2 separate regions of the Homo sapiens genome follow, and region 1 is linked to region 2. A link is a contact called in ENCODE Hi-C or POLR2A ChIA-PET data. All regions are on one chromosome and are shown on one strand. The core of a region is the stretch at or near the end of the contact, and the rest is flanking DNA. Distances in the headings are between cores, read along the strand shown. Region 1 overlaps CCM2 (CCM2 scaffold protein). Region 2 overlaps OGDH (oxoglutarate dehydrogenase).

What was found. Hi-C counts contacts between places; a loop is a spot of excess contacts on that map. ChIA-PET counts read pairs that join two places held with the same protein, here RNA polymerase II (POLR2A). Pooled maps may share reads with other maps.
Region 1: a loop to region 2 is called in a map of GM12878, with 1.8 times the contacts of the local background. The contact joins two enhancer-like sites. A Hi-C loop is called at or near these places in 1 of 168 maps with a recorded cell type or tissue (GM12878), 1 of 37 single-sample maps with no recorded cell type and 8 of 50 pooled maps. POLR2A ChIA-PET finds 5 or more read pairs at or near these places in 7 of 52 experiments (AG04449, CD4-positive, alpha-beta memory T cell, GM12878 and 4 more).

The regions. Positions count from the first base shown.
Region 1 is chr7:45,020,030-45,025,774 of GRCh38, reverse strand. The region is part of intron 1 of CCM2 (CCM2 scaffold protein); the gene reads right to left. Among named protein-coding and RNA genes, the nearest start is that of CCM2, 23 kb to the right of the region's middle. Within about 2 kb of position 3,959, at least 2 of the 41 ENCODE cell types and tissues checked have a DNase peak (open chromatin) inside an H3K27ac peak, as active enhancers do.
Region 2 is chr7:44,631,430-44,637,229 of GRCh38, reverse strand. The region is part of intron 2 of OGDH (oxoglutarate dehydrogenase); the gene reads right to left. Among named protein-coding and RNA genes, the nearest start is that of OGDH, 28 kb to the right of the region's middle. RefSeq lists a silencer at 1,718-1,873 and an enhancer at 3,050-3,099. Within about 2 kb of position 3,204, at least 31 of the 41 ENCODE cell types and tissues checked have a DNase peak (open chromatin) inside an H3K27ac peak, as active enhancers do.

The DNA.
Region 1 (5,745 bases), core at 2,710-5,209, 390 kb before region 2:
ATCACCTGAGGTTAGAAGTTTGAGACCAGACTGACCAATATGGAGAAACCCCGTCTCTACCAAAAACACAAAATTAGCTGGGCGTGATGGCGCATGCCTGTTAATCCCAGCTATTCGGGAGGCTGAAGCACGAGAATCACTTGAACCCAGGAGGCGGAGGTTGCGGTGAGGTGAGATCACGCCATTGCACTCCAGCCTGGGCAACAAGAGTGAAACTCCATCTCAAAAAAAAAAAAAAAAGAAAAAGAGAGAACAGAGAACAAGAAATATATCTTAGAAATTACAAATATGACTGCCAAAATAAAAAATTCGTAGAATAATAACAAGGACATAGCGGAGAGCCCAAAGAATGATGTGAAGGAGAACTGCGGGGTTGGCCAATGCCTGCCTGCTGCTGATGGCCACAGCTGCAAATGTTTTACAGATGAACATTTGCCACCAATTCGATAAAGGGAATCACCAACTTTGAACCCTGATTAAGCAAAATGTTAGCCCCCAAAAAGAATTCCATTCTCAGTAGTAGAACCATATTACAAAAAATTGTACTCAATTATTATACCTTGAATTTCATCAATAAAAAAATTTACGAAAATTTGCTTTCTCTCTTATATAAGTACCTACTTAATGGCCTCAATTTTGCCCCCTGGCCCACACAGCCTGAAATATTTACTGTCTGGTCCTTTACATGAAGTTTGCCAACCCTGTCTTAGAACATAAAGTGAAAAGGTAAAAAGTTTAACATGAGAAAAATTAAAGGCCACAGAAGCTGGGTCCATCGAGTCTAACAGTTTCCTAAGAGGAGAATAAGAGCAGGCAGAATCAAAGAGGGACACAAATATCAGAAGACAACAACGATGAACTCAATTTTATGGACAGAAAAAGCACAGTAACAAGTAGGCTGAATGTAAGAGACAAACCCTCAACATTTAGACTCATCTTCACAAAACTGCAGAATTTCAAGAGAATCTTAGGTTTCCAATAAGAAAATGCAAAAAAAAGTACCTGTAAAAGCAGTAAGACTCAGATCAGCATCAGATGTATCCTGATAAATGGGAATATGGTAATCCCTTTAAAATTCTGTGTGGAAATTAATTTAAATCTGGAAGTTAATTTAAAACCAAACTGTCAATCAAGGTGCAAAATAGTTATTTTCACACCTGCAGTGCCTTGGGATCTTTACACTCTAAAAACCCCCTTTTGAAAAACATACTAGAGGATCTACTCCCAGCAAAACGAGGATCATCCAAGAGAGAAAAAGATGTGGACTCCAAGAAACAGTGGAACCAACCCAGGAAGCAGAGAAAAGAAATCCCAGGGTGACAATGACAGTGTTCAGCAAGCAAACAAAGGAAAATCTGTAAGATTCCATTATGTAAACTAAGAGCCTAGAAGTTCTTGACGATAAAAACATGTTTCTTGGGCCTTGACTAAGGGCTGGCCTGGACATGCAGAGATGAAACTCCACAATGCCTACAGGTAATCATTTAATGTTTGACTGACTGCTGAATGGTGATGCCAGAAGTTATTATCAGCTGAAGAGTCTTTCCTGAACATTATAATCAGCTGAAGAGACTTTGCTGAACTGGCTACTCAGTAGAAATCCAAAAAGTCCACACTTTAGGTGTAAGGAAAACACCCAGAACTAAATTCAAAACTGATACAGAGGCCGGGTGCGGTGGCTCATGCCTGTAATCCCAGCACTTTGGGAGGCCAAGGCAGGAGGATCACCTGATGTCGGGAATTCGAGACCAGCCTGACCAGCATGGAGAAACCCCCAACTCTACTAAAAATACAAAATTAGCAGGGCGTGGTGGCACATGTCTGTAACCCCAGCTACTACGGAGACTGAGGCAGGAGGATCACTTGAACCTGGGAGGCAGAGGTTGCAGTGAGCCAAGATTGTGCCATTGCACTCCAGCCTGGGCAACAAGAGCAAAACTCTGTCTCATAAAAAAAAAAAAAAAAAAAAAAAAAAAAAAAAAAAAAACTGATACAGAGCTATCAAAATAATGACTAAACAAAGATGCACACGACAAAAAAAAAAAAAAAAAGATTTCCCAGTAATCTCACTGCCTACCATAATAAAACTGAATCTCATTCACAATAACAAGGCATTCTCTAGAAAAAGGCTGAGTAAACTCTACCACACAGGCAAGCCACCTGTTTTTGTAAATAAAGTGGGGTTTTCTTGTGTTTTGTTGTTGTTTTTGTTAGTTTTGTTTTTTGAGACGGAGTCTCACTCTGTCATCCAGGCTGGAGTCCAGTGGCACGATCTCAGCTCACTGCAACCTCCACCTCCCAAGTTCAAGCGATTCTCCCGCCTCAGGCTTCCAAGTAACTGGGATTACAGACGCGCAACACCACACCCGGCTAATTTTTGTATTTTTAGTAGAGATGGGGCTTCGCCATGTTGGCCAGGCTGGTCTCGAACTCCTGACCTCAGGTGATCCACCCTCCTCAGCCTCCCAAAGTGCTGGGATTACAGGTGTGAGCCACTGCACCCAGCCGTAAATAAAGTTTTATTAGAACATTTAAAAAAAGAAGTCTGGGCCGGGCATGGTTCTCTCACTTATAAGTGGGAGCTAAACTATGGCTACACAAAGGCACACAGAGTGATATAATGGACACTGGAGACTTAGAAAGGGAGAAAGTGGGAGGGAGGTGAGAGATGAAAAATTACCTACTGGATACAATGTACGCTTTTTGGGTGATGGGTACACTAAAAGCCCAGACTTGCAGGGTGAGGTGGCTCATGCCTGTAATCCCAGCACTTTGGGAGGCCGAGGCTGGTGGATCACTTGAGCTCAGGAGTTCGAGACCAACCTGGTCAACATGGTGAAACCCCGTCTCTACTAAAAATATAAAAATTAGCCAGGCGTGGTGGTGGGCACCTGTAATCCCAGCTACTCGAGAGGCTGAGGTAGGAGAATCGCTTGAGGTCGGGAGGCAGAGGTTGCAGTGAGCCGAGATCGCACCACTGCACTCCAGCCTGGCCAACAGAATGAGACTCCGTCTCAAAAAATAAAATAAAAGCCAGACTTCATCACTATACAATTCACCCATGTAACCAAAAACCACTTGTACCCCAAAAGCTACTGAAATTTTTTAAAATTTAATGTTTCTTTTGAAAGAAAAAAGAAAAGCAATTCATCAGAAACTCTAAAGAAAAGGCCAGGCACGGTGGCTCATGCCTGTAATCCCAGCACTTTGGGAGGCCGAGGCGGGCGGATGACGAGGTCAGGAGATGGAGACCATCCTGGCTAACACGGTGAAACCCCGTCTCTACTAAAAATACAAAAAATTAGCCGGGCACGGTGGTGGGCGCCTGTAGTCCCAGCTACTCGGGAGGCTGAGACAGGAGAATGGCGTGAACCCGGGAGGCGGAGTTTGCAGTGAACCGAGATCGCACCACTGCACTCCACTCTAGCCTGGGCAACAGAGCAAGACTCCATCTCAAAAAAAAAAAAAAAAAAAAAAAAAAAAAGCTGGTCCAAAAAAAAATAATGATCCCCACATGAAACATACTAAAATGTGGCCTAATTCTGAACGCCAACCACAGCACAGATTAATAATCTCCATTTGTTCTCATTGCTTCACATTCACCTTCCAAAGTACAGATTTTGTGGCAAAAAGCTACATCCCCTCACTTACTGTAACCACACTACTTGACATACAATTCAGACTACAATAAAGTCCTAGGTGTGCTCCACTGCTATTGGACTGTCATTGCTTCTAGGTGTTTTCCATGCAGATAGCTAAGAAATACGTGACAGCTCTAATTCAAAATGAATCTAGCAAAATTTTTCCTTAAGTTCTTTAACTTTATACTTGTATCCTTTAAATTCTTACATGAAAAAAAGGTTGCTACCTACATGGTTGATTTCACATGCCACTAATGAATCATAACCCACAGTGTGCAAAACTGTGAGAAGACAGCTTCAACAGCTGTCACAGCCACGCAAGGCAACAGCAGGAACAATGACTCCACCTTCCTTCCCTCTCTCATCCCTTCCCCTCTCCTCCCCTCCTCCTCCTCCCTGTCTCATCTTCCCCTGCCCCATTCTCCTCCTCAGCTCCTCCTCCTACTCCCCTGCCTCATCTCACTCACTCTGCAAACTGCACTTCCAAAGGCATACCCAGGGGACAGGGAGATGGTGCTTGATGCATAGTTTTATTTATTTATTATTTATTTTATTTTATTTTTTTTTTTTGAGAAAGAGCCTCGCTCTGTCGCCCAGATTGGAGTGCAGTGGCGCGATCTCAGCTCACTGCAACTCTACCTTCCGGGTTCAAGCAATTCTCCCTGTCTCAGCCTCCCGAGTAGCTGGGATTACAGGCATGTGTCACCATGCCTGGCTAATTTTTGTATTTTTAGTAGAGTCGGGGGTTTTACCATGTTGGCCAGGCTGGTCTTGAACTCCTGACCTCAGGTGATCCGCCCGCCTCGGCCTCCCAAAGTGCTGAGATTACAGGCGTGAGCCACCGTGCCAGCCTATTTATTATTTTTTTTATTTTTTAGAGACAGGGTCTTGCTCTATTACCCAGGCTGCAGTGCAGTGGCACAATCATGGCTCACTGCATTCTCTAACTCCTAGGCTCAAGCCATCCTCCCACCTCAGCCTCATGAGTAGGCTGGGACTACAGGCATGTCGCCACACCTGGCTTTGGTGCAACAGCTTTAAATCCACCTGACCTCTGCCCTTCTGACACAGCACTCGATATTCTCGACCTCATGAGCACTAAGACCACCCTCAGACAGTGAGGGAGATTCAGGCAGGCAGTGACAGCTCCCCAGAAAGCTCTTTACACAGTGGGCACTAAGCAAGTGTTTGAAATAAATACCAAGGTAATAAGACTGTATTATTACTGCTAACACAGAAAAGCATACACAAACAGGAAAGCAACGTGAAAGACTAATAACAGTTGTTTCTAGTGGGTGTGATTTTTTTCATATAATATATTTTGCTACTTTCTTCTGAGATACAAATGTATTTTTTAGTAAGAAAACTTAACAAGTTCATTTTGGAAAATACTCAAAATTTTTAGCAAATACCACTTTCACCTAATAAAAACTGTTCTCTTGAGAGGTGGGTAAAGAAAAAAAGAATAAACCTTGGTTCTACCATACAAAACAATTTGTTAACATCTACTAAAATTACAAATGCACTTATGTTTCCCAGCAAGTGCATTTTCGGGAATTAATCCTACAGATGCATTACATACATGACAGGTTAGAAAATTAATTGCTTCATTATTTTTTAAGCAAAATGACAACCTAAAAGTCCATAGGAGGGCTGCTGTTTAAATACAGTAGCCCACAGATAAAAATGCCATTCCACCCTAAAGAAGAATAAAGAAACTATATATCTATAATGAAAGAGCTCCAAAACACACTGTCAAGAAAAAATAAACCCAAAGAAGTTCTTATTCCCTTAAGAGAGAAGTAGACTGTATCAAAATAACTTTCTCACAGACCGAGATTATGAACTCTAGATAAAATGTGAAAAACAATCTTCTAAAGACACTGGAGACAAACAAGAAATAAAAAAGAAGCTTGGAATTTATATGACCCTTGAAAGAAGGGAACATCACTGGGCAAGATCCACTTTTATATTGCTTTACTCCTGAGAGTATGCCCCAGTCTCAGAGGAGTGGAGCAGAGAAAAAAAAGCTGCAATTTTATTGGCCTGACAGGTTAAAGGAGGATTTGAGACTGCTAAAGAAGCTGGAAATTGAGAGGGAAAT
Region 2 (5,800 bases), core at 1,955-4,454:
GAAGACATTTGGCCAAAGAGAATAGACAACAGGAGCACCTGGCCAGTGCCTGCCCACCATGTGCTGAGACTCATGATACTGCCACATGCAGGGTGTACAGATGGTTAAGAAACCAGGCTGGGCAGGTGAGCTGGGACCAGGCTGCAGGTGAGTGAAAAAGAATATGGGAGATTAAGGAGAAAACCACTAACCACCCCCAAGAGGAACAAGCACCTGACCAGGGTAATGGCTGACTTTTGCCACCAAATGGCATCAGAGGGAGGGGTGGTTCGCAGGCAGGGAGCTTGTGTGCCCCCCCACCCCACTCACAGCCAACTTCCCATGAGTGGGTTTAAGATCATCAACTTGTTGCTGAGATGACTTAAACATGATAGATTTCAGCGGTAAATAATTTTTACATTCTGGATGAAATGAAACCAGACCTCCTATTTAATTTTAGGTAACTAAAAGCACTTAGCTGTAATAAATGAAGCTCTGTTTTCCAAGTCAAAAGTCACTGCTCCCCAAGCTCCCACAAACTCAGAATTCTATGCAACCATAATGCACTTTCCTCACAGTGACCAGTGCTCTTTCTTCAAAGGAAGCTCTTGAAAGGCTAGAAACAGTATCCTCAGTGCTCTCTGCATGTGGCAGCTGCTCACCTAACCTTTACTGAATTAAATTCAGATGATATTCAGCCTCCTTTCTGAGGGAGCAGCCTGACAGGTATGGGGTTCCACCCTGGGAGAGTCTGAGTCCAGGGCTGCCCCTCACTGCAGCAGAGGCGCTGACCTTAGCAGGTGCCACTCCTAACCAAGGAGCACTTGTCTGTTCCCACATATCGGCAGCTACAGGCAGCAGACTCTGCCCTTCCTGAGTCAGCAGTTGGGAGTCTTGAGGGCCAAGCTCCCTGCCAGTCCTTGGTTGTGAGGTTTCCAATAGGTAGGGCTTCCTATTTCTGAGGGTGGCAAATATACCATCTGACATCCCTTCCCCCAGCAGTAGCTGACACCCATTGTCATGCAGGATGGTGCTCTACAGCCCCCCAGTGCCCACTCACAGACCAGTAGGACTGACTGTGGCCACCTCCTGGGTCCCCAGGTCCTAGGTCTGCCTCCCATGAACTGCATGAGGATTCGGGAAGTTGCTTCAGCTCTCTGGCCTGTTTTCTTGTCTGTAAAAGTCCTAAACACAGGCTATTTAAGATGATGGTCCTGCATTTGCAGCTTTTTAAAATTTATAAAGTCCGGCCAGGTGTAGTGGCTCACGCCTGCAATCCCAGCATTCTGGGAGGCTGAGGCGGGCGGATCATGAGGTCAGGAGATTGAGACCATCCTGGCCAACATGGTGAAACCCCATCTCTACTAAAAATACAAAAATTAGCTGGGCGTGGTGGTGCGTGCCCGTAATCCCCATTACTCAGGAGGCTGAGGCAGGAGAATAGCTTGAATCAGGGAGTCGGAGGTTGCAGTGGGCCGAGATCGTGCCACTGCACTCCAGCCTGGAGACAGAGCGAGACTCCATCTCGAAAAAAAAAAAAAAATTATAAAGTCCTTGCACATATACTTGCATTTGTTCAAGAAGTTGATGAGGAACATGAGGAGAGTGTTACAACTTAGCCCAAGCTCTATGACTACGGGTGGCTCTGGACTGATGAGACCACTTCCTCTCATCTATCCATAGCCCCTACAGACGCCACTCCAGCTGCCCTCCCTACTCCACCTCAGCCACAGAACAAGCCCAGCCCACCCACGTAGCTACCCTTGGTCACCACATTACTGCCACCTTGTCTAAATAATCCGCGGCGCGGGTGGGGCAGGCTCCGGTCTCCTTGCTGCATGGAGCCACACCCATGCTCAAAGGCCCTCGCACAGCTGATAAGTTGATGAGGCCCAGCACTATCCACACAACCTCACTTACTAAGTTCTGACACTGACAATGCTTTTTAATTGCTATAAATATCAACTACAGGGCACCATGTAACCAAGGAACACCGGCGTATGGCTCTTCTTTCAGCTCATTCTAATCCAGCCAAGCTGATAAAAAGTCAGCTGCTGGGCACCATGTGACCAGCCAGCCTGGAGTTCAGCCGGCGCTGCTGTAAGGGGCAGGCCTCCCATCCCGGCCTCAGTGTAGACCAACAACTCATTCTTTTCCTGCACACAAGACAGGGCAGGCCTGCATGACCTCTACCACTCCTTCCAATGCTGCCCAGGAAATGGTCCTAAACGTGTGGGCCAGAGCTTTTCCTGAAAATATCCTAAGAACAAGATTTAAAACCCATATGTGTGACTACCCTGTATGTCCAAACAGGGTACTCCCTATTGGGGAGACTTGTGGATGGAATGCCCACCTCCAGAGCCTTCAGCAAATGATTCATGCTGTTGGGCTAAGCACAAGTCTCCAAAGAAAATGTGCAGATGGTAGAGCTGGACTCTGGACCCTCCATCAATGCAGGCCTTGCTCAGACCTTGCCCAGGCCAGAGTACCACTTACCACCATTCTGCCTATGAAGCAAAAACAAGGTAGGGCACTGTGATCCAGGCCTGGTGACCTGCCACTACAAGCTGTTTATACTGAGGCCAGTTAAGAATGGGCTTCTATTTAGGTATTCTTCAATTAAGGAAACCACATGCTCCATTATAGCAATGCTTAGTCATTATAGGTGACAGAATATTTCTAAACAATCTCTATTATCTTCTGTCTGTACAGGTGTGTAAATAAAACATCAATAAACTTCCAAGATTAGCAAAGAACAGCTGCTTCAGCTCTGCCCTATGGAATCTACTGATATCAGAATGATATTTGCTGGGATTCTGCACTAGACTAAAGGTGGCTGCTCTATCAGGTCATTATGAAAAGAGCTGTGGAGGGCTGTCCAGTGGCCATGCCTTTTCCTCTCCCCAAACGGATGTCCCTAAGGGTTGTCTGTGACTTGCTCTAACCAAGGTAATGGCGTGGGGAGTAGCAGTGTACGGTCTGGACCTAGGCCTCAAAGGCCCCACAGCCTTTCTTTTCCCTGTCTGGAGCTACTCTGGGACTTTGTGCAGGAATCGCTCCGGCCTACTGGAGGATGGCAGGGCCCAGTGAACAGCCAGCACAAACTGCCAGACACATCAGAGGCCTTCATGGCTTCTAGCCTGGTGTGAGCCTCAGCTCCAAGGGAGCTGGCAGTGGGAGGAGTGGGGAAACCTAGCCAACCCACAGAGTCATGAGACATGCTACACTGGTGCCAAGTTTTGAGGTGGTTTGTTATACAAACATTCATGGAAACCAGACTTTTTACTGCATGAAAAGATGACATCCAAGATACTGTGACCCCTTTCTCACGCAGTCTTTCTGACACACCTCAGGAAATGAGAACGCTTCAAACTACCCAGATCTGCACACAATGGCACATTTTATCAGCTCTCAGAATTGCAACTCTCAAGGAGGTGAGGAAGACCCACAGTCTGGGGTCACCTGTGGTCGTCTGGTTGAGGCCTCATCTGTCCTCAATAATTATGCAACCCTATTTGGGGGAACCCCAGCCCAGCTACACAAAGCATCTGCTCCAGGGTTTCAGAGGGAATACCACGTGACTGACCACTCAAAGAGAGGGTTCTAAAGGCTATCTCCTCACCTCACGATCCAATCATGGACGCGAAGAGATATGAGAATCCCAAAGTCCTCAAACCTCCCTCCAAGGGAGTCTTGGATGGGGAGGGGAGCCAGAGAACAGTAACCTAGAGACTAAACAGACTATTTTTTAATAACATGATGACTTCATCTAAAAAACCGGCACTAACCTTTTAGTAATTTCTCACCGCCACCCAGCTTCAGACTGTGCGGGGAAGCTGAGCCTGCCTCTGACTTACAAAGCATGGCTCTTTCATTTCCTCAAAGGCAAGCACCTGTGGCCACCTGTGCTACAGAATGGAACTCACTGGAACAATTTGCTCCTTTTCACTCTTGGAGTCTACTTTCCCATTGAGGGTTTTTTTTTTTTTTTTTTTTTTGACACAGAGTCTCGCTCTGTTGCCCAGGCTAGAGTGCAGTGGCTCAATCTTGGCTCACTAAAAGCTCCGCCTCCCAGGTTCACGCCATTCTCCTGCCTCAGCTTCCCAAGTAGCTGGGACTACAGGGGTGCGCCACCATGCCCGGCTAATTTTTTGTATTTTTAGTACAGACAGGGTTTCACCATGTTAGCCAGGATGGTCTCGATCTCCTGACCTCGTGATCTGCCCACCTCAGCCTCCCAAAGTGCTGGGATTACAGGCGTGAGCCACTGTGCCTGGCCCCATTAAGGTATTTTTGATCTCTCTCCCCTTTCAATTTCTGACATTAAACAAAATTTTTTTTTTCTTAAAGTACAGTACAAAAGGATAATCATTAAAAACATCCACCAGGCGGATCATGAGGTCAGGAGATTGAGACCATCCTGGCTAACATGGCGAAACCCCGTCTCTACTAAAAATACAAAAAATTAGCCAGGCGTGGTGGCACGCGCCTATGGTCCCAGCTACTTGGGAGCCTGAGGCAGGTGAATCACTTGAACCCGGGGAGGCGGAGGTTGCAGTGAGCCGAGATCGTGCCATTGCACTCTAGCCTGTGTGACAGAGCGAAAGTCCATCTCAAAACAACAATAACAACAACAACAAAAAACATCCACCAGGCTCAGTGGCTCACGCCTGTAATCCCACCACTTTAGGAGGCAAGGCAGGAGGATGGCTTGAAGCCAGGAGTTTGAGACCAGCCTGGGCAAAAAAACAAGACCCTGTCTCTATAAAAAATATAAAATATTAGTCAGGCATGGTGGTGTGCACCTGTACTCCCAGCTACTCAGGAAGCTGAGGCGTGGGGGAGTGGCGGGGGAGTGGATTACTTGAGCCCAGAAGTTTGAGGCTACTATCATGGTGCCACTGCACTCCAGTATGGGTAATGGAGACCCTGTCTCAAAAAGAAGAGCTCCAAAAGATGCAGTGATCCTCATTTAGAGTAAGCCTCTCTCCTCCCACCAGCCTCAGTGACCTCGTATGCCTGCTGTCCTGGCCTCAGTCCCTCCTGCTCTTGGGGATCCCAACTCCTCCTGCACCACATCCTCAAACTTGCTCTCCTTCTACCTGCTGAGGGGTCCATGCTCCCACAGCACATAACAAAATCAACAAACACCTCTTGGTTTGATCTTGGAACCTCTCCATTTACTTCATAATCCAAATTTTTGGTTTTTTCTTGCTGCGTCTGGCTCCTGGCCCTGAAGCCTGCATCCATCATCCTGCTGAGTGACCGTGAGCCCCTGTTGGGCTCCTTCACAGCACAGCATAATGCACTTCCTTTCAGAAGCTCAGTGGGTTCTATTAGAATTCCAAATGTTTTTATTTATTTATTTTTCTTTTTAAGGGCCGGGAGAGAGAGGAGAGAGAAAGGAAAGAGGGAAGGGGGTGGAGAGGGGGAGAGAGAGAGAGAAAAGAGAGCTAGAATTTTAACTGTTGTTTAAACTTATTTAATCATCCTGCTAGGATAACAGGGCAAGACTGCTTTTCCTCTTGCAGCCGCCACTCAGCACAAGCTTCGAACACAGCTGTCATGAGCTGCAAACTACCACACAAGTGAGGGTGTTGCTTCATGTTTCCTGTTGTTTCAAAGAGGTTATAATTTTATCACCCTAAATAAACCATAAATGCAAACTGCTTAAGAGTGAAATACTGTGCTAAAGTTGGAGAAGGCGCACTCAGTCAGTTTAGCTGATTTAACACAAAAAGCCACAAGTGCTGAGATTGCTCTTAACATGTGAAGTTAAAGATTATCAAGTGGCGGTGGGGGAGGGTGGTAGGAGAGTGAG